2 separate regions of the Homo sapiens genome follow, and region 1 is linked to region 2. A link is a loop called in an ENCODE intact Hi-C map of the cell type or tissue named here. Cell type or tissue: Panc1. All regions are shown on one strand. Links, peaks and the distances in the headings refer to the core of each region. The heading gives the core; the rest is flanking DNA.

Evidence for each region. Hi-C counts contacts between places; a loop is a spot of excess contacts. Peaks named below come from ENCODE experiments on the same cell type or tissue, not always from the same donor. Only the 100,000 strongest peaks of a DNase experiment are listed, where the experiment ranks them.
Region 1: a loop joins it to region 2, with 3 times the contacts of the local background. A loop is called at or near these places in 17 of 110 quality-filtered maps.

The regions. Positions count from the first base shown.
Region 1 is chr12:76,812,156-76,827,704 of GRCh38, forward strand. ZDHHC17 (zDHHC palmitoyltransferase 17) reads left to right here. Exons shown (of 17, transcript NM_015336.4): 6 at 2,991-3,055; 7 at 3,702-3,864; 8 at 10,251-10,376; 9 at 14,753-14,895. Among named protein-coding and RNA genes, the nearest start is that of ZDHHC17, 56 kb to the left of the region's middle. In Panc1, for the core only: CTCF peaks have their summits at 8,941 (motif pointing left) and 9,162; a DNase peak (open chromatin) is centred at 8,896.
Region 2 is chr12:77,002,121-77,017,669 of GRCh38, forward strand. No RefSeq gene overlaps it. Among named protein-coding and RNA genes, the nearest start is that of E2F7, 56 kb to the right of the region's middle. In Panc1, for the core only: a CTCF peak has its summit at 9,013 (motif pointing left); a DNase peak (open chromatin) is centred at 8,941; H3K27me3 peaks cover 326 bases.

The DNA of each region.
Region 1 (15,549 bases), core at 4,162-12,161, 190 kb before region 2:
ACTAATATATTGTAAAAGACACTCTTCCAATGTGCATTGCATCATACTGTGAGGGCCCAGAGTTTTTCTCTGTGCTAGAGCACTGTGCCGTTTAACCCCTGGATACCTTTGAGCTCCACTTCTGCCATCTCCCCATCATCACTCTGCTTTAACTGCACTAGTTTTTTTTTGCTACTTTTTCAGCAACTCTGACATGCTGTTGTCTAAGGGCCTTTTGGTTGCTGTTTCTTCTGCTGGTATATTCTTTCCTCAGATAGTCACACAGTTTCTCTCTCTCTCTTCAGTCAGATGGTTGCTCAAATTTTATTAGTTCTGATTACATAGTTCCTAATTATAAGCAGTAATAAAATTAGCATATTTTTATTTCTTCTTCCCTTTCTCTTTTATCGACTGTAGTCAATAATATTGTTTTTCTTAATGTTAACTATGTTCTGATAAATTTTTACTACATTTTTATTACTTGATTTTTCAGCTTTAGATAGTTTTCTTTGATTCATGGCTACTATAGATGAGGCTCTCAGCATATTTTCATTTCAACCTTTTTCCATTTTCCCATTTTGTTGTTAATTATATCAATTTTACATTGTCAGGGTATATAACATTTCCATTCAGTTTTGTCATTCTATTCTTCACAATCGTTTTGTTTTAGTTATATTGTTAAATATATTTAGTGCTCACTACCAATTCTTTTGGATGATTTTCAGGAGAAAAAGGGGAAAATGCTAAGTTATGGAGCCCTGTTGATCATGGAATTCCCATAAGCTTTTGATCTGGGCTTGTTAATTCTTCCTAATAGAGAATACCCATACGTCCAGGCTGAACTTGGAAAAGAAGTACCAAGTTTTAAATCCCGACCCAAAGAGAGAAAAGGTTGAATTTCATTTTTCTTTTAGTACTCTAGAGATGTGCCATGATTTTACATTTTTTTATTTATTGATATTTTTAATACTATCATTTTTTAAAAAGGATATGAAAACACAACTAAGAAGAAGGAGAAACTTAAACATAAGAATTTACATGCTTGCTTTAATTAGACCTGAAATTTGGTTGAGGTCCTACGGAAATTAGGAGTAAAAGAAGTCACAATAGTTACTTCTCATATAAGAAATAAGGAAGTTTGTTGTTTCTTCAGAAAACATATTTTTTTTAAGCCACAGGATTATTTTAAAAAATGTACTTGCATATTGGAAATGTTGAGTGAGGTTGCAGAAGATATTCCTGACAACACTATTAAAGTAAATCCAGAAATGGATTTGTAATGGATAAGGCATAACATTCTATGACAGTATGCATGGTGAGTGACTAAGTTAATGACATCCAAGGAAATGCTTTACTTATCTAATGTAGTGGTTCTCAGATTTTTTTTCTTCAATATGCTTAGATAATGTTCACATTTGAGACATATTCCTATTGCTAACAGTGGCTCACAGAGAACTGATGCATAGAGATAGTGTTTTACAGTGTGCTTACTGTAACTCTCTGCTCTCTCCACTGATTGGTGAATTAGGTAACACAACTTGGATTAGAACTGCTTGCTTAATGTAATTCAGGAATGGGAGATGGGGTAGAGAAGAAGAAGAAACTTAATATTTATTGAATATCCATTATGTTCTCAGCTGTTGACTAGATGCTTTGCACACATTATTTAATCTTCACAGAAGTCTTATGAAGTTATTTGTATTTCACATTTTTTAATGAGGAAGCTAAGACTAAGAATTAAAGTAATTTAGCCTACAATCTCATAGCAATTATATGATGGAGCTAGGAAGTCAAAACCATGTCTTATTCTAAAGCCAAGCCTAGAAAAGTAGATAGATAAGCATGTCTTTTCCTTTAATAAATGGTTTTCGATCATCTACTCTGCTGGGCACTGAGAATACGAAGATGGATTTGAGATGATTTTTATTTTCAAAGTACTCCAGGTTAATGAGACACACATTTCAGGCATAGAGGATAATCAGTTCAGAATGGAGTGGGTTAGGAAAGGTAGTTTCAGAGCATTGAAACTGATAAGAGTCCCTGATACATCAGAAAGTCTTGCGCAAGGAGAATTAGATAACTAGGAAAGAGTTTCGGTTTAATAGGTGGAAGTTTTAGTTATAATTTGCTAAAAACTAAGTAGTAGTGGGGGAAAGATGGTGCCAGGGAAAGCAAAAAATTGAGTAGAAGAGGAAAAATAGTGGTTTATTACATGGTTTGGCTGGGAATAGTATTTATGCATATTTATAATAATACATATCAAGTATTAAATGTTTATATGAACCAGAATTACAATAGATCTCTTGAGAGGAAAGAATAGGAAAGGCGTGCATTTGTGATGTAGCAGAGAGGAAAGAGAAAAATTCAGATTTTTTGTACCAAGGAATTTCAGAATAATGCCTGAAACTGAAAAATCAAGAAGTAGCAATTCAAACATCTTATTTAAAGATATGGAGGTAAATATAAAAATAATGAGCCAAAAAATGGTGAAAATGGTGGGAAGTAAGGCAGGGGGATTGCTTTAGTGTGTTGCTTTTTCCACACAAACTGCAGAATCATTTAACTCTAAAAATGTACATGTGTAACAGTAAAAACTGAGTATATTAAAATGTCAGTTCTTTTTATTTTTTGTTTTGAAATGCCTAGGAATAAACAGTTTTGTCGTTCTCTCTTATGCATTAGTATAAACAAGTTTTTCAGAAACTTAATCACTTAACCTATCCTTTGTGGTTGAAAGGTCAGAATAGGTTAAGAATTTTAAATGTGAAACATTGAAAGGCTGATTAAAACATCTTAAAAGGGAATAATGTAAAAGCATGATATATGTTCACTAGAGTATATAGTGACAAGAGTTTCATTTTAAAGTTAAGAAAGAAAGTTTCATACATTATCCTTGATTGAGTAGTATTATATTCGCTTCTCCTTTTATATATAGATTAGATTTTTCCAAGCAAATTTGGTTAGGAACTTATAATTTAACTGTCTGACTTTTTTTCTTTTTACTTTATCAGGATGTAGATATGATGGATCAGAATGGAATGACGCCTTTAATGTGGGCAGCATATAGAACACATAGGTATGTAATGACTATAAAAAACTTATTTAGGCCATTTCAGCATAATACAATATGAAGTAAGAGAGAGGAAAAAGCAGTTAATACTATACTCACTAATATTTACAGTTTTTATTATGACTATAGTATATATAAATTACCATTTTGGATGTTCTGGTATCTCTGTGCTGTCTCTCCCTCACTGATTAGAGCTTCCTTAATCTGTTTCTCTTTTAACAATATCTAAGAAAAGAAGTTATCTTTTTTTAAAAATTAATTAATTTTTTCATGTGATTTACATATTGACAAATTTATTAATTAGTAAGTTGTCTTAGATCACTTTTGGAAGACTCCAAATTTAAATTTTAAAAAGTGTTATTCTTGAATTGTATAAGTATTAATGCCATTTCTAGGTCAAAAATAGAAAATATCAGGACCAAGTTGCTTATCCCCTGAAACTATTAATATATTATTTTATATGGTGTCATACATACTTAATACTTCATATTAGAATATTGTCTCATTATTGATTTTAAAGTTGTTGAGTAGGTTAGAAGTGTTCCAAAATGGAATGCTACTGTAAGCATAATCAGTTTAGTATTTGTAATGATTTCTATAATTGAAATTAGGGTTGTTGTTGTTGTTTGTTTTTTTTTTTTTTCCTTTTCAGTGTGGATCCAACTAGATTGCTTTTAACATTCAATGTTTCAGTTAACCTTGGTGACAAGTATCACAAAAACACTGCTCTGCATTGGGCAGTGCTAGCAGGGAATACCACAGTCATTAGCCTTCTTCTGGAAGCTGGAGCTAATGTTGATGCCCAGAATATCAAGGTAAAAATATTCTATATTGATAATACTGTATGAAATGTGGCTAATATGTGAATTCTGTAATAAAACAAGTTTTTCATAGACTGTCAGAGTTGAAAGAAACTTCTTCAATACAGGTTTACAGTTAAACCACATTATGCATAATACATTTTAATAATTCTTTGACTTGGTTATTTTATTGTCTTATTTTTTTAAAGATCAAGAGATTTAAATTTGATAAATGCCTTTATGGTGTTGATAGGAGGACCCCCACCCCACCATGGTGGACTAATCCAGGAAAAGTTACAACATTATTTAAGAGCCAAGCACAATTAACATTTGCACTCTAAACATTTAGAAATCAGTAAACATTTTATTAATACATGCAATAAGATTCTATTGCTAGTCTCAAAATTTTGGTTATTTCTTTTCATTTTTAAAGCCTCAGGATCCACCATGTCTTTCAGCAACGAACTCGTTCTGCGAAATTACTTTAAACATCATCTTTTAATCATATGCATTCATAAGTAACTATACCCATTGACAAATGTTCTTTAATTTTGGCTATAATTTATAGTATTTTCTGTGTTATGTTTCTTAAATTTCTAAGGGATATGTGCTAATTAAATATGAAGGGGGTTCAGGACACATACTAATCTGAAATGGCCAATCAAAAAGTAGGTTATCTCCTGCTGGATCAGGGTATCTCTTTATGTTCCAAGGAATAGTTTGTTCTTCCTTGATTCAGTTACTTTAAGAGGAGAAGGATAAACTTCTAAAATAAAATAGTTTAGGCTAGTTTTATGGAGCATAATTTGTTAAGCTTATCAATTTTTAGAAATAGTCTAATTACAAACATTTAGTTAAAAGTAAATTAATATTGGAAACCATAAGAGATTGATAAAATCATGTATATTTTTCTTTCTTCTAAAAAAATTTCAAGTCTTCTTGTCCCTAACAAAAGTGATCAGAATAGTTCCATATCTGCCACTAAACATAGGGAAAGAAGAAAGTCAGCATATCATAGTGCCTGATAAGCGATGGGCACTCTAGGTATTTACTGACTGAGTAAATGAAGATTTATGTAGTCTTGAGTTTTACCTAAGGTAGTTTTCATGACTGCTGGGATACCTCTGCCACTTCAGAAATTATAGAGAGAAATGTTTGCTTTTTGAATGTTTTTAAATAGGATGCTCTTAAAAGTTTATAACACTGGAATGAGTAAATTGGCTGATCCCAGGTCTGAAGGTTAAGAAAAGAGAAGTTTGACTAAACCTGATCAATATACTTAAAAGAAAATTATGTGAGATTACCTCATGTTTTTTTATCTGAATTCAGAGTGTTACTACTTTTTTTTATCTTTGCTACCAGACAGCCATTCCTAAGGTGATCATGCACGAGGAATACATTTAAAGATACTTAGTATTATTGAAAAAACAGGATTAATTTTAGTTTGGCAAATAGTAAGACTCTGTAGACCTTCTGCCAATAGCCATATCAGTATACTGAAATTATAGTAATACCAAAGAATTATGACAGTAAGATGACTACACAGTTCTGGAGTTTGAAACTAGTAGTGTGTATTTTTAGAGCTTTTAAAAGTTTATTTTCTGTTCATATAAAATTAGGTTAAATTCAGTCACAGTCATTGGGATTTGAGGTATGTTTTTAAATTCAATGTCTTTTCAAGTAAATAATGAAGACTTGTACTTCTCATTAGCCATTGCGTAAACTTTTAAATTACTCTTAGTAAAAGGAATAATCTACAGCAAATTTCAACAGAAAGTTAATGATAAGAGTAGAGATATTTAAAATTATTTAAATGATTTTGAACTTTGTATTTTTAATGTTTTATAGGTTCAGGCACAAGAATTATTTGGTGCCAAGAAACAATGAAATAGAATGTAACTTCCTTAACTATTATTGTAGTTCATGCGAATACTTTCCAGAGTCTACAGTGTCTATAATTGAGCTAATTATTGTACCTTAGAGCTTTTAAATTCATTTTTTTCCAGTTATTTTCTTTTTATTAATGTTTTAACTTTATCTGTCACATGTAATAGAGGTTGGCTATTGACAAAAAATTTTTCTCATGTAATTCCCTGGTAGCTTCTGGAGTGATGGTACTTCTAAAGAAAATAAAGTCTAAGGAATTATTGTATTTGCTCAGGGAACATTTATACTTTCAGGGGAAAAATTACCTGTATCTACACTGGTGACAAAGTAGATTTTTGTTTTAAAATGCACTTTATATGTAATTAAAAAGATGAAATGAGTATCAAATGCCTTTTTTAAAAATGGGGATCTGCCTCAGAGGCATTCCCAACATACTTAAGTCTTATCACCTTCTAATAGAAACCATGTATTTATTCGTTCAGCAAATTCTTATTCAATGGTGGGTGGTGGGGAGTCACATTGTTCAAGACAGATAAGGTCTCTATTCTTTCAGAATGTACATTCTGTTGAGGAAACAGCCAGTAAGTGAATAATAATAAAAGGCAAATGTGATAGAATGACTGGGATGGAAGGACCACATCCAGTGAGAGTGATTTGGGAATGCCTCTGAGGAGATGACATTTGCTTTCAGAATTACGTAATGAGAAGGGATCAGTTATACAGAGACATGTGGGAAAAAATTTTCCTTGTAGAGGAACATGCAAGTGCACGGTCCTAAACAGGAGTAAGATTGCAGTATTTGAGGTGCAGAAATAAGGACAGTGTGGCCAGAGTACAGTGAGCAAGATGGTGAAGTCACTTGAGAAACACAGGTGCTGTATCATGCAATGCGATAATAAAGAGCTTTAATTGTATTCTCAGTCATGGGAAACATTTGAAAGGATTTATGTAGGCTGATTATATGATCTGCTTTTTGTTTTAAATATTTTTTAAACATTACTTTGGTTGATGTATGGAGAATGCATTGAAGAGTTAAGAAAATGGAAAAGATGGAGATCAGTTAGGCTGTTGCAATAAATCAGACAAGTGATAATGTTAGCTTAGCCTAGGATCAGAGGAGTAGAGGTAGAGAGAAATGACTGGATTTGGAGAGGATATTTTAAAGTAGAAATAAGAAGGTAGATTAGGTGTGAGGATAAAAGAAACCATCGTTGATGACTTAGGTTTTGTTTTGGGTAACTGAGCGTCTTGTGATATCATATGTTGAGATTGTGAAGACTGAAGAAGGACTTTTTGGGATGAAGGTGATAGGAATTGGTTCTGTTTGGTAATATTTAATTTGAAGTGGTGTCTTAGCCGTGTGAACTATTAAGCTAATTAAGTAAACTTAAATTGCTGCCAATTTTGAAAAGGAAACATTTATTTTAAAAAAATACCTAGAATATTTGTCCAGGAATCTAACCAAATTTATTTATACCTATGCTTTTTCCATTTTTAAGTCTTAAGAAAGAATCTTGTTGATAATAGTGGATTGTAACGATAAGATGCAGCCTGCAAATCTGGCTATGGCTTTAATAGCTATAAAAAGTTATATTTTTCAAAGAATATGAAAAATTACGCTTTGTGTTATAATAATTCTATAAGATCCCCTTTCCCTAAAATACCTATTTTCTATATATGATTAAGTGTCTTAGAAATCTTTCTTTATATTAACTAGAGATTTACCTTCACATATTAGTTACTCAGTTCTTTTCATGTATAAACAAACGTTCCTTTATCAAAACAAGATAGAACTTATTTTAAAGACAATTTATACTAAATGAGGCCGGGCACTGTGGCTCATGCCTGTAATCCCAGCACTTTGGGAGGCTGAGGCAGGCGGATCACCTGAGGTCAGGAGTTCGAGACCAGCCTCAACATGGAGAAACCCTGTCTCTACTAAAAATACAAAATTAGCCGGGCGTGGTGGTACATGTCTGTAATCCCAGCTACTCGGGAGGCTGAGGCAGGAGAATTGCTTGAACCTGAGAGGTGGAGGTTGCAGTGAGCCAAGATCGTGCCATTGCACTCAAGCCTGGGCAACAAGAGTGAAACTATGTCTTAAAAAAAAAAAAAAAAAAAAGACAATTTATACTAAATGATAGGTAACTTTAAAATTGCTGTTTTCATCTCTGGAAGGATCAGGAATAGCTGTATACCCTAGGTTTTTTTATCTGGAGTCCCCCCAGTAGACTTTGGTTGGAGGAGGTGTGGGTCCATGGACCCCTGAAATTGTTGAAAAAAAGTTACTTGTATCAGCATTCTTCTGGGAGGAAGAAAAGTGGCTGTCATCAGAAAAGACTCAAAAGAATTTAAGAACCAAGCCCCTAGATAATAGCTACATGAAATAGCTTTAAATCTCTTCTTGTAAAGCAACAACAGGGGAAACAAATGATTTGGAATACTAAGAATAAAAAACAAAACACAATTATGGCCTACCCAGTAATCCCTTTTGTGGTAGTATCTCATTTGTGATTAAAAAAATAATAATCCTTAGCATATGTTTTTGGTTATACTGATAAATTTAGATGAATTGAGTTTGGAAGGAACAGTTAATCTCTGAGTGCTACACAAGCAGTTATAATCTTTTCTTTCTAAAATTATCAAAGGGCATAGTTTTTAGCTTGTACAGAATATAAAATTACTGAGCTCTGTTCATTAATGTATTGAAAGACCTCTTGAAATGAGGTAAGAAACTGTTTTTAGAAAATAGTTTTGTATTACCTCTTAAATACCTGACCTAAATGGTCACCAAGGAAAAATTTTTTTAAAATTTGACGATGAAATTCAACCTTACGTAGGTGAAATGTTGAGTGATCTTACCCCCAACCATAATGTTTATCTGACCAAAACCTTTGAATGATTTCTTTTATTAACAGTTACATAGTCTATAATTACTCCATGTAGATTCTTGCTGTTGTTGCTATTGTTAATATTATTATTTTGGCTGAGACATGGAGTGATCAAATAGATATAGACTTAACTCAGAACCCTGGTTTTAATATACTTCTTTAAATGAATTGAGTGTTTATTTTACCAGCTGAATAAAAGAACTATACAAAAATAGTTAGATGACTGGAGGAGTAGTTGAAAGATATTTTAAAGCTCCCTCAATCTTTTTGTCTAGGCAATCCTTAGGTGTCACATGGCCCTCTAGTGGAAGGGATGCTCAGCTGGACCGAGGCAACTGCAGGATATTCCCGGGGAGTTGTTACCCAAGGGATTGCTTTTATTCAGGTAATCTTTATAGTTTGGATTAATTAGCTGGTTCTGACAACTTAGGTGATGGAATTTTGGAATAGGTAAGGCAATATTTTAAAGTAAATATCCCTATTTGTGGAAGACTCCTAGATTAGCCCATTTCTTATTAAATACCATTGATCTTTATATTAAAGGATTGGTTGGGCTTTTTGTTGTTTTGTAATAGTTGTTGCTGTTGGTGGCAGTGGTGTGTTTTATTTTGTTGTTTATTTTTATTTTATAATATTAAATAAACTATACTTAATAAGTAATCATCCCTCATAAATAAGGCACCCCAAGGCTCTTTATTGCTTTATTCTTTTTGACCTTGTTTTTGGAAATAAAATTTCAGTGGTTTTACTTTTTAAAAGTAATTTTGAATATTCATCTTTACATTCTTGAAACTTTGGTAAGCATTTAAAGTTTTGCTTTTCTATTTGAAGAAGTAGATAAATAGTGGAACACATTAAATAAATGGAAATGTAGGTGTCTGACTAATTTGCAAAAGGAGAAATAAGATTTTAAATTTTAAATTAGTTAAGGCAAAAAGAAGCATAGACCTAAAATTGGGAATGCTTATTTGTTTCTTACTTTGATACATTTTATTCCTATCATGTAAATTCCCTGGCATTCTTTTTCTTAGGATTAAAGGGAGATACAAATTCATAACTTGAATTTGCTATTTTTTAAAATCATTTCTCGTTTACTTTGGAAACTTCTGGGTGGGTGAATGAATATAAATCAAGAATGCCAGTACAATAGTGGTAGAAGTAGAGACTGACTTTTCCTTTTCTTTCCTATTCTCTTCTGAAGACTCCTATCATTGTTGAAATAAAACTGAGAGATTTCTGGCAACTTGATATTATAGCAAGGTGTTTTGTAGCAATAACTATTACTAATGAAATTTTTAAAGAATATGAAATAACTGATAAACTTAGTGATAGCCTCTGATCCAGCAGGTACTAAAATACCTACTTTTTGATTTGCTCTCTAATATGTCAAAATACAGGCAAAAATAAAATCTACGGAATATGATGAGAAAATACATTTTGTGATTATTCTTTGGGAAAGCGTAATAAGAAACATGTAATGATGCAGGTGTTTTTAGTAATTTACACAATGTCAAAACAACGTTAATAGGGCAGTAAATTAATTTTTATAGAAGTTCTTTAAAGGTAACTAAGATAGCCTGCTTTTAAACTTTTAATAGGAATTTCTTCTGTTTATATTATCAGGGCGAATCAGCGCTTGATTTGGCAAAACAGAGAAAAAATGTGTGGATGATCAACCACTTACAAGAGGCAAGGCAAGCAAAAGGATATGACAATCCGTCCTTCCTTAGAAAGCTGAAAGCTGATAAGGTAAACTCATAACTGAAGATTTTTTTTTTTTTTTTTTTTTGAGACGGAGTTTCGCTCTTGTTGCCCAGGCTGGAGTGCAGTGGCGAGATTTTGGCTCACTGCAATCCCTGCCTCTCGGTTTAAAGTGATTCTTGTGCCTCAGCCTCCTGAGTAGCTGGGATTACAGGTGCCCATCACCATGCCCAGCTAATATTTGTATTTTTTTTTAGTACAGATGGGGTTTCACCGTGTTGGCCATGGTGACTTCAGATGACTTCACCTGACTTCAGGTGATACTCCCACCTCGGCCTCCCAAAGTGCTGGGAATACAGGCATGAGCCACCGCGCCCAGCTGAAGATTTTCGATATATAATTTTTTAAGTAGGATTCTTAGGAACACTTACTTAGCACGAGTATTTACAGCCTTTAATTTTGGCATTTCTCAATGTAATTTTTAAAATATTATTATACTCAGAATAAATGAAGGTAAATAACAAAGTTTCCAAGGGCTCTTACCTACGTGGTTGGTGACCTTTTGGGGCTAATAATTAAGAAGGATGGGTATATATGAAATTATTTAAATCTCCATCGGCTACTCGTGTACATTTTGGTTCATTGATTCAACTGGCCTTTGTTAAGTAATAGATAAAAATAAAGGTTTTTCTAGTGAATGCTTGTTTGTTAGTATGATAATAAATTGTGAAATAGCTTAGTTCTAATACATATCTTTTTAAACTACTCACAACTCCAGCTCTAACTTGAGCTTTGCATTCTTTTGTGATATGTTGTATACCTTTTTTCAGAGAGCTTATATTCTTGACCTTTCTATGGAAAACTCATTTTAGATCATCCATATACCTTCAGTTTTAAATTGTATGACTGTTGGCTCAGTTGCCTGATTATATGATACTAAAACTTAGAATATTTTCCCCCAGAGAGGGGGTCTAGGTTCTGCACAATCTTATTTCCCACAAAAAAGAAGTTAATTGCCGTAGAGTTTCTTTATGTACCTAAATAATTGTCAAGATGTCTGCTAACTTGTCAGTAATCACAACTTGAGTAGCATTAAGTTTTGAGTACCATCTTTTGTATATCGTGTTTAGGCTGTTCTAGTGGCAATGTTGATTATTTAAAGTTAATATTGATCTATCTGTTACCAAGGCAAAAAGACAAATTTAGGATAAAGAGAAGCAGTCTTGAAAGCAGTGCCTCCTTTATTTATAGGAGTTTGGACTTCTTTAATCAGTTGAAAAGTCCCCTGGTCCGTTACTTAGAAGAATTAGATTCATAGTTTATAAACTTGGCTGTTTTCAGCCCTATAAGCTGAGACTAATGAACAATTTTTGCATGCCATGTTAACTCTTCTGTTTAATTATTAGATATGATATAGAAAATGATTTATTTTGTGTTGCTCAGTTTTCTAGGATTTAGAGCAGTTTTGCTCAACAGAGTGAAAAATGGCTGTCTTATGATAATTAGGCTAGTAAAAAAAAATCTTGTGTTACTTTGGAAAATCCCACAATATTGGCACTTTCGTTTTGTTGAATGTGAATATTTTGAAGTTTTATTTTATATATGTATATTCACACACACACATATAGTCATAAATGACTTACAAATTTTAGATGTTGCATTAATATGTAAAGTTACTTATGGCATTATTAAACTATACATCAGGTTTATGTGTTTGGATATGATTTTTTAAAAAGAACTTCATTAAAAGTTTAGTGCAATTTTAACATTTGTATACGATTGTGGTCAGTTCAGAAATGGAGTTTCTTTCCTGTTTTTTTTCATTAGTAGCTTTAAATATATTAAAATTTTTATAAAGGTTCCTTTTAAAGCCTATGATGATTGGGAGAGTGATATTTAAAGGTTGAAAGTAACCATCATATATTTAAAAATTATGATGATTAGGGGACCTGTGAGATTAAGCATCTGTAATTATGTAGACTGTTCTTTCTTTTTCCATGTCACATTGGAAAAGTTTCAGTCATTAACATGTTTTGATTTGCTAGCCTGTGAAGTGTGTTTTATATTTAAAACTAAAAAAGAAAGTAGTGACACCTAAGACTCAATAGTGTTTTATTTTAAAAAGTCATTCCCTTAAGAAAAATAAAAATATCATTCCAAAAGGGGGAAAATATTTTTGAATACTGCTGGTAGACAGATAAAGATGGAATCTTTAGCCAGGCGTGGTGGTGCGCCTATAGTCCCAGCTAGTAGGGAGGCAGAGGCAGGAGGATTGGTTGAGCCCGGAAGGTTGAGGCTGCAGTGAGCCAAGATCATGCCACTGCACTCCAGCCTGGGTGACCGAGTGAGACCTTATCTCCAAAAAAAAAAAAGAAAGGGGGACAATATTTTTAGAAAACAATTTAAAAAATCTTAGATTTTTACTTAGAATATTAAGTAAAAGGATTTTAAATATCTTAGATTTTTTACTTAGAATATTAAGTAAAAGGATTTTAGACAGGCATATTTACGGTTAAATAAATCTTCTTAATAAGTTGGAGGGACATCTTTAAATTAGTATTTAGAGGGGATTTGGGAGTAGGAGGGAAGTTGGCTATAAAAGGGCAATATGAGGAATCCTTTTAAGTAGTGGAAATATTCTGTAGCTGGACTATATCAAGGTTAGTTTCCTGGTTGTGACATGCTACTGTTACCATTGTTGTGATATGCTACTGTGATACGCTAGATGTTACCATTGGGGGACAAAGGATATTTAGGATCTGTCTGTATTATTTATTACAACTGTGTGTGAATCTATAATTATTCCAAAATAAGAAGTTTAATTTAAAAAGAGGCTTCTGAATCTAGGTGGTGGATAGACTTCACTATATAATTCTTTCACATTTACTATATAGTTGAAAATTTTCCTAATATAAGAGAAAATAGATTTCTCACATAGCAGCACATTACCATTATATTTTTATAGTACCATTTTATGTACCCATACACTCTCTGTCTCCTGAGTAGTAAATCTTCTCTAATGTCTTGATATAAAGTTCATACTTATTAGAAAAAAGAATTGGATTAGTTATTTTGCTGCAGCATAAAATTAAAGCCTGAAATTGATGTTTAATTATTACTCTAAGTTAAAATTACACATTTAGTTCAGAAAATGAATTACAGTGGTCAAATTGGGGAAGACATGGTCATTTATATGAAAAAAAAAAATCCCACTTATTTCAGTGGAAGCTGATAGTATGAAAGGGGTGCTAAAAATGTGTAATATAACCTTAGCTTTTAGGAAGATAAATATTCAGTAAGGAAAGCAGTGTTCATACTCTGCTTTGTTAGACCACAGCTGGGGTTTTCTTTTTTCTTTTGGTGTGTGTGACAGGGTTTCATTTTGTTGCCCAGGCTCACGACAGCCTTGACCCTTGACTTCCCTGGGCTCAGGTAATCCTCCCACCTCAGGCTCCCGAGTAGCTGGGATACAGTACAGGTGCGTGCTACCATGCCCAGATAATTTTTGTATTTTTTGTAGAGACATGTTTTTGCCATGTTGCCCAGGCTGCCCTACAACTCTTGGGCTCAAGCGATTCTCTCGTCTAGGCCTCCCAAAGTGTTGGGATTAAAGGCATGAGCCACCATGCCCTGCCTTGAATATCTTACATAGTTTTGTGACCTAAGGTAACTGAACAGAGACTTGATAACTGGCTATAAGTTTGTGAAGGGCTCTTACATGGAAGAGGCAGTAGACTTTCTTTGGTTGCTATAAAGATAAAATTGTGATAGAAGTTACCAGGAGTTATGTAGGTTTTATACTTACAAGTATGGACTTTAACAACCAGACCAGTACAGAAATGAAATGGAAATACCTTTGGAGTATTGAGCACTCTGCCTTGATCTTTGTTCAGAGACACATCTCTTCATTCAGTGAACTCTAGGAGCCTATGGATTGTTTGCTTTTATTCTTTATCTCATTTTAAGATTTTAATATACTATTTATCATTTGAAATGTCTACTCCAGGCAAGCATCTTCAGGTTTCCTTATGTGTTATAATTCTTATACTATTAGTCATTCTAGTTGTCCTTGTCTCCCTGGTTATCAGTGCCCCTGTTAAAAAGGGGTGGTATTTTTCATGAACTGTTTGCTAGCCAGTGTATGTGTTAAGCAGGTAGTACTGTCTTCTATATTTAACCATATAGAACCAACTGCTATAACTTCTGTTCTTATTTTCCACAATTTTAGCAAAGTTATTTAAAATTGTTCATTGCCTGTCTCCAGAAGACAGACACCAGCACCTTGAATAGTACTGATACATAGCATGCAAATTTGAGTGAATGAATTTCACCCGCTGTTGCATGCCTTCACAAAGGTAACAATGATTCAGATTGAGATTACTTGAAACATGCAAAAACTTTTCTAATTTTTTGTTTCTATACAGGAATTTCGGCAGAAAGTAATGTTAGGAACTCCTTTCCTAGTTATTTGGCTGGTTGGGTTTATAGCAGACCTAAATATTGATTCTTGGCTCATTAAAGGGCTAATGTATGGTGGTGTTTGGGCTACAGTACAGTTTCTTTCAAAGTAAGTGTGTTGTTTTTAACTATATTTTAAACTGTACATGAAATAATATAATTTGTACTCTTGTATAAAATTAATGTTTGTATGTTGTACATTTGATCTTAATTTATTTAAATAATTTAGACATCTGTATGTGAAATATGAGATTTTTTAAACATTGTTATGTTATTAAAATGATTCAGAGGCACTTTAATGATAAAAGCTAGCATATAATTTTTAACACTAAAACATAGTTTGAGAAATATTTGAAATATTTCAGTAAAAGTGAATTTGAGTCTGTTGAACTCTAACATACATATTGTTAATTTCCAGGTAATTACAATACTTGAGCTCGCCTTTCTATAGGAATTATATTTTCCTGTAGAAAATAAGGCATAAACAATAAGCAAGGAAGAGGTTTTATTTCTAGTAGCAAGGTAAAGTCTAAGCATAGTTGTGAAGTCGGCTGAGTTTTTAAGATTATTTTCTCCCTCTTTTTTCTTTAAACATCATGATCATTCCGTTTTCTTCTTATTCTTAAGTCTCATTGCTCTAAAGTTACCTATCCAACAAACCTAGACAGGTGTGTGATCCAGAATTTCCCATCTAATTTCCAGTCCTTTAGTATCTTATTTTCACTTGCATTTCAGAAAAGAATTCTGAAAATAATTCACACAG
Region 2 (15,549 bases), core at 4,487-12,486:
GAAAAATTATTTTATATCATCTTTATATATATTTAAAATTTCCTGGGCATCAGTGACCTACAATTGCATTAGTTACTTGGTCTTCCTTTCACAGTAAAACAGAAAAGTAGTCTAGAGATGTCACAGCCAGAATGTCAATTAAACATGTATTAGATTCCTAGAGCTGCTGTAACAAGTTGCCACCAACTGTGTGACATGAAACAACAGAAATTTATTCTCTAATAGTTCTGGCAGCCAAAAATCTGAAATCAAGGTGTCAGCAGAACCACGCTCCCCCTGAAGTTTCTAGGAAAGAGTCTTTCCTTGTCTCTTCCTAGCTTCCCATGCCTGCTGGCATCCTTGGCATTCTTTGGCTTTGGGAGCATCACTCCAGTCTCTGCCTGTGTCATCACATGGTCTTCCTTCAAGTGTGTCTCTTCTGTGTCTCCAAATCTCCTTCTTCTTATAAAAACACGTGTTGTTGCATTTAGGGCCCACGCTAATTGAGTATAACCTCATGTTAACTTGGTTACATCTGCAAAGACCCTATTACTAAATAAGGTCACTCACATTTATAGGTTCCAGGGGACATGAAGGTGGGGAACTCTATTTAATACAGGAGGGAAATCTCAAGTATAAACTGCCTTTCAGTTAAATGGAAATTCAATTCTATTCAACCCAATACAGGAGGGAAATTCTATTCAACCCAATACAGGAGGGAAATCTTAAACTGCCTTTCAGTTAAATGGAAATTATCTTTTTCATCCCATCCCCAGCCTCAAACACATAAATTGATTCACTTAAAGTCTTTCGTCTATAGCAAGAGTCAGCAAACTTTTTCCATACAGGGCCAGATAGTAAATATCTTAGATCTTGGGGGCCTTTAACTCTGCTGTTGAAGTGTGAAAGCAGCCACAGACAATACGTACACACATGAGCAAGGCTGTTTTCTAATAAAACTTTATTTGCAAAACAGGCTGCAGGCTAGATTTGGCTTTGGGCTTCAGTTTGCCAACTCCTGATGTATACTACTGAGAAATTGCTTAAAAAAAAAAAGAAATACATACAGCTACCTAAATTCCTCTGAACTTTAGTAAAGAGTCCAGTAAAACTTTGGTTTAATTGTAGATCAGAAGAACATGAAATGTATAACTTTTCCAAGAAATTAAATTTACTGATTTGAATAACTCTTGCCTTTCCTTTTCTATCTCAGCTATTGAAGAGCACTAAAATGGGAGAAAAGAGAAAGGAGAAGTTTAGGTGTGCCAGGCATATTGGAGTTAAAGTGCTAGCTGAATATTACTGTGAACAGAATGTGGTTTGTAGCATTTTACAATGAAATAAACGTTGAAGTCATTCCAGGAAATACTGTAACAGTCATACGGGGTAAGCAAGTAGTGCCAATTTAGTCAAGTAAAAATAGTGCACTGGAGTACAATTTAATATGTTATGGAAGATATTCATGAACTTGGAAGTCTGGTTGTGACCATGACATTAGACCCCAGAGAAACCTAAGGGACTTGACTCAATACTTGAAAAGATGGAAAAGAGCAGGATTGCCTTCATGAATAATCAGCACTCCTATTGATTGCGCTATCTAGTACATTGTAAGAAATACTGACACAAAACAAAGTAGAGATACTTAAACAGCATTCAACAATGAGAATGGTACTTTACCTTTGGAGAATGACACACCACTGAATGGCCTGAAGTGAGATGGCACTAGTGGGATATGTGTAAGGGGAAGGCAGCAGAAAGGGGAGAAATCCATGATTTAACCCTCCTTGCCTACTCTGCAGACTGCTATAAAACTATGGTACCCCAAGAGTCTAGCAAAAAGTGGAATTTAGGAGAAAGGAAGTCTTCAAGATCCAGGGACATTCTCCTCATGGCAGCAGCAGCCTCAGTGAGGGGATGTATGCCCCTTTGAGATCATCTTTTTGTCTGGCTGATCCTGAGACTCTCGTGAGGACAAATGAAGACAGATGGCAGCTTTACATACATCCTCATTTCAAAGTGATGTAGAGTATATAGATGATATCATTGCCAGGTCTGATTTAGAAAATTCAAATGGGGCTATTTTCTCTCTCTTTCTCTCTGTCTCTCTGTCTCTCTCTCTTTTTGAGTCAAGGTTTCACTTGGTCGCCCAGGCTGGAGGGCAGTGGTGTGATCATGGCTCACTGCAGCCTCAACCTCCTAAGCTCAAGTGATCCTCCCACTTCAGCCTCCCCAGTAGCTGGAACTACAGGTGCATACCTCCACACCTGGTTAATTTTTGTATTTTTGGTAGAGATGGGGTTTCGCCATGTTGTCCAGGCCAGTCTCGAGCCCCTGGGCTCAAGCAATCTTCCCACCTCAGCCTCCCAAAGTGATGGGATTACAGGTGTGAACCACTGTGCCTGACCAGATGAGGCTATTCTCTAGTGGTAGACATTACTTGTCAGTGGAGCTGAGAGTTCTTCTCACTCCATGGAATATGCTAGCTGGCTTGTGAAAATATTTTCCATCTGGGCTTCCTCCCACTGATAAGTAATGTGAGCCTTGAACTGAATATATGTGATTAGTGCTTGGGGCTGAGAATAAAGTCATTACTTGTGTATTAGAACTGGAAGTATGCATCAGAACATGGAAAAAGGCAAATAATCTTGCTCTTAGTGTTCGATTAGTAAAATGACACAGATAACTCATGATGAATGAATATGTTAAAGAGAAGTGCAAAAGTATCATAGGAAGAATGACAAGGACTGGAAATCTAATCGAATCCAGATGGAATGTGATAAAAAGTGGTTCCCTAATTATTGTTACTGTTACATCTGGAGGACTACTCTTGGAACAAGAAGGATAGGAGAAGTAAGTCAGAGACAAGAAGGAAGACTGAAGAATAAGGAACTGTGTGGGTATCACCAGCTCAGCCCATTAGCAAGGGTAGGAGCATTCCCACCCATAGGCTGGCATACTGACATAGCATTACTGTTATGAAATCTATTAATTGTGCTAAGTACTTTATGTCATAACATCATTCAATCCTGGCAAAACCTCAGGTGATTATTATCATCCCCACATTACACTTGGGTTGGCCATGCCTCAGCAAGGTTAAATGATATAACTGCTACCTTACAGCTAGTCAGTGGCAGAGCCGGGGCTTCAGCCAAGTTTGTCTGAAATGAAAGAGCATGCCCTTGGCTCCTTGTTCTATTGCCTGTTACATACGTTTCCCTCCTGGAGGTGGGATATTGGGCCATCACTGATTGATCCCACTAGCATTTCACACCATTCAACTCACATATTTGGCTTTTTACTCTGCACTTGTCAGCTGTATTGGTTGGGGCAGATCAAACTGCTGTACCAAATAAACCCAAAAGCTTAATGCCTCAAACACAACAGAAGATGTCACACGTTTAGTACAGTAGTACAGTGCCCACCCCAATAAATATTAGCTATTTATTATTACATACCTGGCACACTTTCCTAAAGATACCTCTGTGACACAAACATTATCCTCATTGTACAGAGGAGAAAACTGAGGTCCCACAGCAAGTAAATGGCAGAGCCCTGGAATCCCAAACCCATGCTCCTAACCACTAAACAATCCCTTCTCATGTTAAGTGGGGGAAATAATTGGCTTCTGGCATGAGAGAACTGAGCTCTTTACACTCTGTTTAAATGTTTTCCATGTTAATTAGATCTAAAATGTAACTGTCAGAATTATTCTCCATTTTTCCGTCCAACCTGGGTCTGAAGAAAGGCAGTCTGCCTTCAGTTAGTTGTATGGCACCAACAGCCTGCTGGCAAACAGTATGTGCAAATACTTGCTGACACAGACCAAAAGTTTGAACTTGAATAACTTTATTTCAAGAGAAGACTTTTAAAAATACTTCCCTTTAGAGAGTAACCACAAGACAAGGTTATACTTTAAGAAAACAAGTTGAAGTAGAGAAGATAGTTTTTTAAAAATATTATTTTACTTTTTATAAGTCAGAAACCATATGGAATTTCCACTCTTGCCTAGCTCGTAAATGACTTCACCTGGTTTTCTTGAAACTTGACCCTCCAAACTCCAAACTCAGCAAAGTCTAAAGATGAGTTGGTATCTGGAATTGATATTCTACAGGCCAGTCTCTTACACAGGGCAAGTTGTTCAGGAAGGAAGGGAGACTTAAAGATAGGGAGGAATGAGACATCCTTTTCAGCCATCGCATTTTGACCTGATCTTACCTCTCAAAGCCCTAATGTTTCTATTTCTGGACTAGAAAAGTACTTCTCTTGTCATTTGCTTTTGATATTTTTCGAGGAAATGAGGACAATTAGTATACTCTTCTAGGAGCATTTTTATACCATGATCTATATATACAAAGCAGGCGATTGAACAGAAACATAGGGGCACCTTGGGCATCTGATTACTTGGTGCCCTTTGGTTTAATATTTTTAGATATTTGGCAGGGTGTGGTGGCTCACGCCTATAATCCCAGCATTTTGGGAGGCCAAGGCAGGTGGGTCACTTGAGCTCAGGAGTTCGAAACCAGCCTAGGCAACATGGCGAAACCCTGTCTCTACAAAAAAATACAAAAAATTAGCCAGGTGTGGTGGCAGCACCTGTGGTCCCAGCTACTTGAGAGGCTGAGACAGGAGGATCACTTGAGCCGGAAGGGGACAGGGGACAGAGTTTTAGTGAGCCAAGATCGCACCACTGTACTCCAGCCTGGGTGACAGAGCGAGACTCTGTCTCAAACAACAATAACAACAATGTTTTTAGGTATTTATTAAATGTTTATTTAATGGTGGTGTGGTTGTGACTAAAAGGAGTAATTTCTGTTTTTTATGTAGTAATAATTTCTACTTTCCCAGAAGCAGGAGCAACGTACATTTTGCTAGTTACAAAAGATAGCTGTGGAAAGTAGAGGTAGTTGGTATATATTTCGTCTCTCTCTCTCACACACATATATGTTCCTGCAATACTTGGGTGAATCTTTGTGGATTTGTTGAGCTAGCCTGATGCTCAATCTGGCTCTGAATGCCAGGTTTCCCTTGTATCAGTTAGCAGTTGCTGAATAACAAACTACCCCAAAATGTAGTGGCTTAAAACAACAACTCTTTATTATTATTCACTAGTCTATTGGGAATAGACAGTTGATAGAACTCTAAGATAAACAGACCCGCCCAGTAGACTAGGGAATAATAATAAAGAGTTTTTGTTTGTTCTTTGAGATGGAGTTTCGCTCTTGTTGCCCAGGGTTGGGATTACAGGCGCCTGCCATCATGCCCGGCTAATTTTTGTATTTTTAGTAGAGATGGGGTTTCGCCTTATTGGCCAGGCTGCTCTGGAACTCCTGACCTCATGATCCGCCTGCCTCGGTCTCCCAAAGTGCTGGGATTACAGGCGTGAGCCACTGTGCCCGGCCAAGAGTTGTTGTTTTAAGGGCTGTGCTTTACTAATTTAGCTGGGCTTGTTCATGTGTTTTCTGTTATCTGGTTGAGGAAGGTTGCTCCTGGCATGAATTTACTCCACTCTAAGTAGTCTCTCTCTCATCTTCCAGTTGGCTTAGCCCAGACAGTTTCTCAGGGTTGAGGCAGAAATCCAAAGACGAGAAAACTGAAGCACATGAGTTCTCTTGTGGTCTGGCTTCAAATTGATGTCATCATTTCTGCTATATTCTGTTAGCCAGAGCAAGTCACAAAGCCAGCCAGGTTTAAGAGGTGAGGAAATAGACTCTACCAGCTGATAGGAAGAACTGCAAGTCACGTTGCAATGAGCATGGATAAACGGGGTGGGTAGAGAATAGGAGCCATATTTATGATCAATCTATCATGGTCTGTAACTGTGAAATCATGAAGTGAATAGAGTTTGTCTTTGGTAAGTCACTTTTCAGTTTTTAAATAGTATATGTTAGTGGAAAGATTGGTGGATTTGGGGTCAAGGACCCAGGGTCAAGTCTTAGCTCTGCTTTTTTATTTGGCAAATCATTTTGCTCTCTAAGCATGAATTTGTTTGTCTTTAAAATGGGGTGATGACATTTATCTACCTGTCTTCTAATTTTTTTTGACATGTAAACTCTCATGTTTAATAAGTAAGGTGAAAAAGACTCTCCTTCTTAGCTATTCAGAGCCTTTATGCTGGCTCTTGGCTGCTGAAGCTCCATCCACCACCACCACCACCATCTTGTCTCATCCCATGCAAATATCTCCTGTTCCCCTTAGGTTTGCTTCCCCAGTCTCTTCTCCCACCCTGATCTGGACTTTCCTCAATTCTCACTTTATTTCCCTGTCAAATGTGAACTCTCTTAATTGTTTTTCTTGCTTTAAAATTGTGTAGCTAATTTGATAAATGACTTCAACCAAAAATGATATTGTTTCTAGATAAAACTGGTATTTTTGCATCAGCCTACTGAGGAAATCAGCTATGTCCATGCTTCTGTTAAGCTGCCCTAGATTTGCAAAGCACTTTACATGTGCCTCTTCAATAGTTATCACCATCTCTGGAGCCCTGATAAGGGCTTTAGATACATTTTCCTCATAATCTTGACCAAAAGTTAAGAGCCTCAGCCCTGCCACTGACTAGCATTGTGATTTTAGGGGTGTCACCTCCATTTACACTTATTTTTTTCTTACCTCTAAACAGGGAAAATTTGATAAATTGATCTCGAGAGGCCCCTCAAACACTTGAATTTATGACATTCTAGAATATTTACAAAATAAAACATGGAGAATCCAGTATTGTTTTGAATATTTCTTTATTTTGTAGTTTAGCAAGTCAAGTATTCTGTAGCCAATGATGTCTTAGAAAAGAGGTAATTATGATCATAATTAAAATAACAAATATAAGTAAACCTAAATCCCTTCTTGGCAAGAGGTTGTTTTTTATAAAAATCATCTCATCTCTGTTTTGCTGTTCTGATATCATTTGAAGAGTTTTCATTCTGTGATCAATGGTAATATCTGATATGAGAAATATTATTTATATAGTAGAATGGATGATAGCAAGAGAAAAAGTGAGAAAGGAATGAGAGAAGGGAAGAAGCTAACACTAACTCAACTCTTATTCTGTGCATAGTAAGAAATGATTACAGAAACATGACCCTTGGCAGAGATTGCTAGGTATTCTCCAAATTCTGGGTTCCTTTCTTCTGGGCACTCGGGCAGGTTATATCTCTCAGCTTCTTGCAGATGGCTGTGTCTCTGTGCCTGAGTACCAGCTGATGGAATGTGAGTGGAAGTCGTGTCCCATCTCCTGGTCTGACTTCCAAAAGCCTCTCAAATATGCTCCTTCCCCTTTTCCCTGCTTCCAGCTTCCCTGGGTGAAAATGATGCCTAGGTGATCTTGAAAGTCCTGTGTTGATGACCGCAGAACTGCCGTCAACCTGTTCCCCTGAAGCAGAGGCATGCTGCTGATGAGGTATGCCTACCTTGCCCTACAAGGTGAGCGAGAAGAAAACCTGCATAGTGTTTGAACCATTATGCACTTTGCAGTCCATTTGTTACAGGAGTTTAACATACTCCAATTAATATACAACATTAATCTTCAAATCATTCCTATGAGGTAGATAGTACTTACCTTTATTTTTACAGAGGAAAAACTGAGGCCCCAAATGAGATGGGAACTTTCTCAGGTTATACAAGTGGCAAAGCAAGATTCAAACTGGGGTCACAACTCCCCTCATACCGCAAACATTTCTTTCATGCATCAAGAGACTACCAGAATTTTAATGTAGAAATTTTCATCATATTTCTACATGTTGGGCAAAGATGTTGAAAGATAGTAATTCCCACATCATTCTGTGTCCAATATGAGCTAGAGGCAATGTGCCACAATGGCGTTAGGTTCTGACAGAATCTAGGCAAGTCATTTAACTTCTAAGGGCCTGAGCTTTCCAATCCAGATAATTAAAGTAAAAATTAAGATAGAAAACTGGCTGGGCGCAGTGGCTCACGCCCGTAATCCCAGCACTTTGGGAGGCTGAGGCAGGCGTATCACGAGGTCAGGAGATTGAGACCATCCTGGCTAACACGGTGAAACCCCGTCTCTACTAAAAAATACAAAAAATTAGCCGGGTGTGGTGGCGGGCGCCTGTAGTCCCAGCTACTCTGGAGTCTGAGGCAGGAGAATGGCGTGAACCCGGGAGGCGGAGCTTGCAGTGAGCCGAGATCGTACCACTGCACTCCAGCCTGGGCGACAGAGGTAGACTCCGTCTCAAAAAAAAAAAAAAAAAAGAGAGAAAACCAGATTTTCCTAACTGGTAAGCCAGTTTCCATTCCCATTTCCCCTTCCTTAAAACAACAATTTACCTTTTGTCCAACTCAATCTTAAAAAGTTGTCCCATTCTGAGGCATAAAAACCTTCAAAAAGTGGGGTTGAGTATTAAAATAAATAATGCATGTTAAGCACTCGCATAGTGCCTAGCATATAATAGGTGCTCAATACAATCATAATCTTTTAAATAAGGCAAAATTGGCCCTTATGAGCACAGTGTTTGTGTACTATGTTCAGAGTTGCTCAAGCATTCTGGATTTCCTTTTCTTGCATTTCTCTATTGGGATGGGATTTGCCTTATGATTAGCATAAGTTATAAGCATCTTGGTCTGTTCTTCAGGAAAAGGAGGTAATTTGGGCTGCAGGCATGTTCTCATTGGAGAAAATGAGGGCAATTAATGGTTAGTGTTCAAGAACAACAAAGCTCTTTCAGTTGCTTAGCAACTGAAGCTAAGGGGTGGGCAGACACTGTGTGAACAGTGGGGAAGAGAGAAGCAGGGAGGAGTGTAAAAATGAATTTAACGTCCGGCTCATTCCCAGGTGGGTGAAAAGTGATTTATGTAGCTCTGGTATTTATAGCTATTTATTTGTTACATGACTGGAAATTTTAATGAAATATTTTGAAATTCAGCAGTGGTAAGTCACAGTGGACATTTATTGCTCTAATGCAAGGGAAATGTAAACTGTTTATTTAACACGTTGATTGCAAATGAAATATAGAAATGGTTTAGAAGTCTTCTAGCTTTGGAAATCCGTCAGGCTGCACAGACACTACTGCCACCGTGTGGACAATGCGGGGAGCCTAGCGGGAGCTGAGGGATGGGTATAAGAAGCTCTATCTCTGAGACCTTCCGATGGTTTTGCTCACGTGCCCCTGAAAATAATTTTGAAAACTTATGGCACATTTTTAAGTTGATATGTAAACATTTTAATTATAAGTTTAAATGGTTGTAAATAATATAATCTCTTATGGTTCATGAATATTGACATTTCAAAATAAAATTGCTATATTTCTCCTTTAAATGTATAGAAGGGAATTTAAATACCAGTGGGATTTGATATTCACCATCAGCTATTTTTAAATTACACAAAAAAGCTTTTATAAATGAGTAATTTTCACATAATTCCTTTTCCTCCTTGGTCTTATATTTGAATTCCATTTCCCCAATAGACTTAAATTCTGTTTTACACACATTTATGTTTTAATATATAATGCTATATTTAATATTATGTATATATAAAACACTATATATATTTCTCTATAACAAAAATAAATATAAATTAAAAGTTAAGTTATAATTTTTTCTGTTGACCACAAGGCTTTAGTTATCTACATTTTTAAGTATACAACTGATTGAAACACAAATGTTAAAATATTTATTGAAAATAATTTTATTTACTTTATTTAAATTTATTTAAAATAATTATTAAACATTAAAAAGTAATTAATACTTGAGATATATGAAGCTTTAAAAATTAGTTTACATATCCATGATGAATATTATTGCTAGAATGAGACAAGGGTCAGCATCGATACTATTCATATTTATCATTTTTCTCTAGTTGTAAGCCTCAAGAAACTTCAGTCACAGAAATAAGTATGGAAGAAATTTTATTAGGCAGCATTAACTGAATTTTTAGAACAATTTCCAAGTTATTTGCCCTAAATGATGTATACTTTTTTAAAAAATTTATTTTATTTTTGAGACAGAGTCTCGCTCTGTCGCCCAGGCTGGAGTGCAGTGGCGTGATCTCAGCTCACTGCACCTCCACCTCCCGGGTTCAAGCAATTCTCCTGCCTCAGCCTCTTGAATATCTGGGATTACAGGTGCCCACCACCAAGCGTGGCTAATTTTTGTATTTTTAGTAGAGATGAGATTTCGCCATTTTGGCCAGGCTGGTCTCGAACTCCTGACCTCAGGTGATCTTTTTTAGTAGAGATGAGATTTCACCATTTTGGCCAGGCTGGTCTCGAACTCCTGACCTCAGGTGATCTGCCTCCCAAAGTGCTGGGATTGTAAGCGAGAGCCACTGTGCCCAGCCGACTTATACTTTAAATAATTTTCTTTTTTTAATGACCAGTAGACACATTGATTAGGTTTTGCTTCAAGGTTGTTGACAGCCAAGGAATCGGAAACTACAGGACCTGCAGCAGGATTTGGTGCCCAGTCATCAGAATAATTTACTCTTTCAGCACAGACAATATTTCAAATCATCCCTGTGATGGATGTTCTAGAGGTTTCTATACCCCAGACAGGGAATGTTTGTAACCTTCAATTGCATGGGAGGTAAGCTCTTCTTTTGCAATGAGAGGGAAAATTTAGAGAAAGGGGCAATGGGAACAGAGAACTAGCTTAACAGTTGACCAGAGATTACCTAGGCAAATATATTTTAGAGATGCACCCAGATGGAATTTGAAGATATAAATAAATTAATCCCCTTAAAATTATCTGTATAGATCTATCCTTTGAAAAGTCTTTCCACACTGATGCTGAAATCACTGGTTTATCCCAAAAGCTTCTCTGTAAGGAAGCGTTTCATAAGGCTGATGCCAAAATGAGCTGCCATGGTAGGGGTCGAGGGGGCATAGTTAAGGTTTCAGTGTTGGATTCACTGAGTTTAAGTCACTATTATTTTGCTAGAATAACTTCTGCACTAAAAAAACCCCGAAAAAAACCAAACCAACAACAAAAGATGGTGTTGGGAAATGTTAGCAATGATTTTGAAAGCTCTGACTTTCTAAAATCCCATGTTGGCCATGCTGTGTTGGTCCCCTCAGTTATTATTATTATTAAATTATGCCAGTCAGGATAGCCTAAATTAGGTCGAGGTAGCAAACAACCCCAAAACTCAACAACTTGAAGACAAGTCCTTGTTCATTGCAGATTGGCTACAGCTCTGCTTCTTGCCCAAGACAGTAACAGAGCAGCCCATTTGGAGCATCTGGTTTCTTGGCAGAGAGAGAAACAAGATCTTGTAAACCATGAGCAGTCTTTCAAAACTTCTGTTTCAGGAGAACACACATCATTTCCATCTAGTTTCTTTAGAAAAAGTAAGTTCATGGCCACTCTTGAGTTCAACATGGTAAGGATGTACACACCTCCTCCAGGAAGAGATCACAGGTCTTCAAGCCAATGTAATAACTTATCACAAAAATCCAAAATCTAGGAACTGTTGATAACCATAGTAAACAGATGGTTATCATTTTCTAAAATTGTTAAAAATACAGTTGACCCTAGAACAACATGGGTTTGAACTGTGTGGGTCCACTTACACGGGACTTTTTTTCAAAACAGTTACACCCAGCAAGACTGCTTCTCCTGCCTCCCCTTCCACCTTCTCCACTTCTTCTGCCTTTTCCACCCCTGAGACAGCAAGACCAACCCTTCTCCTTCCTCTTCCTCAGCCTACTCAATGTGAAGATGATGAGGATGAAGATCTTTATGATGATCCAGTTTCATTTAATGAATAGTAAATACATTTTTTCTTCTTCATAGTTTTCTTAATGACATTTTCTTTTCTCTAGCTTACTTTATCATAGGAATACAGTATATAATGCATACAACATGCAGAATATGTGTTAATCAACTGTTTATGTTATTGGTAAGGCCTCTGGTCAACAGTAGACTATTAGTAGTTAAGTTTTGGGGAAGTCAAAAGTTATATTTAGATTTTCGACTACATGCAGGTCACAGTCCCCACCCCTTCATTGTTTAAGGGTCAACTGTATTCATTTTAATTTTACAACTTATTCCATCATACAGAAAAATACAGAGATCAATACAAAAAAGACATGAGAATTTATATCCCAAAATTACCAACTGTTAACCTTTGCTATATTTACAGCTTTTTCCACTCAGCAGTATATATTTTAGACATATCCATGTTGTTACATATAGATCTAGCTATTTCAGTTAAACTATTTAGTAGTAGTACATTATGGAAAGAGATCACAGTTTATTTATCCCTGTTGTTGGAACTTCAGTTTGTTTATATCTTTTGATTGTTACAAACAATGGCACAATAAACACTGTTATACCTGTCTCTCTGTGTACAAGAGTTTCTCTAAGATTTATGCCAACAACATAATTGAAAGGCTTCACAGAGTGGCCTTGTAGGGTTTAAAAAGCTAATTGCTTTTCAAGTTGCAGCTTTAGAAATGGCGGCTCCAAGGGGGCAGACTTCACAGGAAATGAAACTGTGGCTTAGTCCCACCCTAGACGATTTTCTTGGCAGAAAGAAGCCAAGACAGCCTCATGAGCCTCTCCCGGGCCCCTGGGCGGTGAGTAAGGAAGGCAGTAGAAAGCTTTCGTAAGGGCTGTGAGTGCCGTGGTAACATTGAACTGAGAGCCAGCTGACCTAGAGTGGCCTTGCCTTCCAATGAGGGGGGCCGAGCAAGGCCCGGCCAGGTATTCCAGGGAGTGGATTTGGCGCCCAAGGAAGTTGCCGTGACATCAAAAGGGACAACTGGGGCCAAAGAGCAGAAGGGAAAATGTACATCTTAGCTGATGACAATTTGAACAGGTAAGGACTGAGAACCAGTCTACCCTTGCTCATGGCTTGATGTGTGACTGTAGGAAGCGGGTTCAGGGCTGTAGCGAAATTGCTGTTGCTAGCTAGCATCTGTTTTATGCCTTTTCCATTCTAACAGAACCTGATTTTTGGTCAAGTGTTACCCTCCTCCTCCCCCAGCTTCCAGGAGCCCGTGTGCTTCAGTTCCAGGGTAGGTCGACATGGAATAAAGATAATCCTATCTGGACCTAACTTGGTGTAGAAACGGGTACGGAACCCAGTTTGGACCAATAACAATTGAGGAGATACTTACTGGGGAACTCTGAGAAAGTTCTTACCCCTCTGGAAGAACTTTGATAAGTTGTTTTCTTCTCTTCCTTTGAAGAGAAGGCTGCAGCCTGTGGATTAAACTTACATATGGAGCAAAGCGGAACCAAATGAACTGGAGCGAAAACGAGCTGGAGTCCTTGTCCTACCTCTGTGCTTTTAGTGATGTAAGCCAACAAGGCCCCTTATTGTTAAGCCTGTTTGAATTATGTTTTCAAATACTTGCCACTAAAAGTACTTCAACTGCCTCTAGAGAGTTTCAGGGAGTTGTGTGTAGAGTGGAGGCTGAATTGAATGAGACTAATTTCTGCCAGAAGGTAGAATGAGGGCTTAAAATAGAAATTAATTTCAATCCCAGAAATATATATATATATATAGGCAGCCCTTGCTTTGCCTGGTTCTAATATGCATGTATGTCAGTTGTCATGGGTTAAATAATATCAATCTTCTAATAATATGATTCAGATTTTAGTTAGTATGATACACTCTCTACATAAATAACAGATGCCCATCATGACCAACAAGCAATCATGTCATTTCTTTCTTCTTCTTTTTTTTTTTTTTTTTTTTTTTTGAGACGGAGTCTCGCTCTGTCGCCCAGGCTGGAGTGCAGTGGCTCGATCTTGGCTCACTGCAAGCTCCGCCTCCCGGGTTCACGCCATTCTCCTGCCTCAGCCTCCAGAGTAGCTGGGACTACAGGCGCCTGCCACCACGCCCGGCTAATTTTTTGTATTTTTAGTAGAGATGGGGTTTCACCGTGTTAGCCAGGATGGTCTCGATCTCCTGACCTCGTGATCCACCCGCCTCGGCCTCCCAAAGTGCTGGGATTACAGCCATGAGCCACTGTGCCCGGCCGTCATTTATTTCAAAGTCTGTTGTTGATGCATAAAGTCTCTCTTCATGTAGACAGCAAAGCATGGAGTAATGTTGCCTGTTTGTTTCCTAGCGTTAGACACATGACATTTAATAAAATGAATAATCAGAAGAGAGAATTGGCCAGTAAAGATGAAAGTGAAGTACCATATGAGAAACTGTAGATATGCAGTTACGGAAACTTAGGGTGAATGTATCAACCTGTGAGGAATGTGGCTGTGATGAAAACCATGAAGGTGCCCCAGAGGAAGAGATGTCTGTAAAAACTATCCATTAAATGAACTCTTGGAGATATTTTCTGCAATCAAAAGTGTAAAAGATAAAATGTTGGAAGCTGATCCAAACTTAGAAAGGAACATGACAATTCACCAAGGCATAAAAAAGATGTTCAGTACTTATCGTAAGTTATATGTTGATGAGAAGGTAAGAGTTCTTCAAGCTGCTCTTGATAAGTTTTTACAAAGAAACAAAACATTTTAATTCTCAATCTCTCTAATACTATAAATTATATACTAAATATTAGTTTTAATATCTTTTCATTTCTCTATAGCCAACAGTAAGAGAATTTTTAATATCTTGATAAAAATTTAAGAAGTCACAGAACAATTGCAATTATGCATGCATGCATGCTTTTGCAGCAATCACTTGGCTTAAAACGCCTCCCACCCAGCAATCTAATAGGCATCTTTCAAGACCAGTTCAAATGTGAAGATTGCTTTGCACACTTTCAGTATGCATGACTGTTTTTATGGTCTTGCATTACTATGTAAAGAGAGGATTGTCTGCATAATAAAATTACAACTTCCTGCACATACAAGTGTGTGGTCTGTAAAATTAATACAATCTGGGAATTGTATGGATCACCTATTTGATGGGTTTGTATGGACTACACCTATCACATTTGTTAAAACAATTTGTCTTAGCTTGGTAAGTGGCATAGCATAGGGGTGAGGGTGCAGGACTGGGAAATTTGGAGTTTTGTGCTCTAGTCTCAGCTTTGTGGTTAAATTATTGTTTAATGCAGGGCAAGTTACTTAATTTCCTTGTTTCGATTTCCTCCTTGTAAAATAGGTGCACAAATAAGACAATTTTTAAAGTTCCATTGGGCATTAAGTTTCTAGATTTCTCTACCGTTATTAAAGAGAAAAAAAGAGGGTAGAATGCCCTCCCACCAAGGCTACTTCTGTTTGCATAGGAACCATGAATGTTTATTGAGTAAATAAATAATTAGCACGACTATGGTGCAATAGAGCTATGCATAAAATGTTTGATTTTGGTGAGAAGCTTCTGTTTATTGTACTATTTTCATGTTGCCATTGCATATTAAACTACAGCTACTCTAATAAGTCAAGGTGCACTATTGTGTATCCTTTTCAGCATGGTTGATTATTTGTTCATATACTAAGCCCAATGCTGGGCCCTAGATGAGAAAAACTTAATTCCTGCCTTGAAGGATCTCACAATGGGGTGAGGAAAACAACTTCTTCCTGAGGGATGGGCATTTGAAATGGGTTTGGGAAGATGCATATGAGGTAGCCTGACAGAGGAAGAGAAATGGGGATGTCAGGGTATGTTAGAAAAAGGGAATGGCTGGCACTAAGGCATGGATGAAT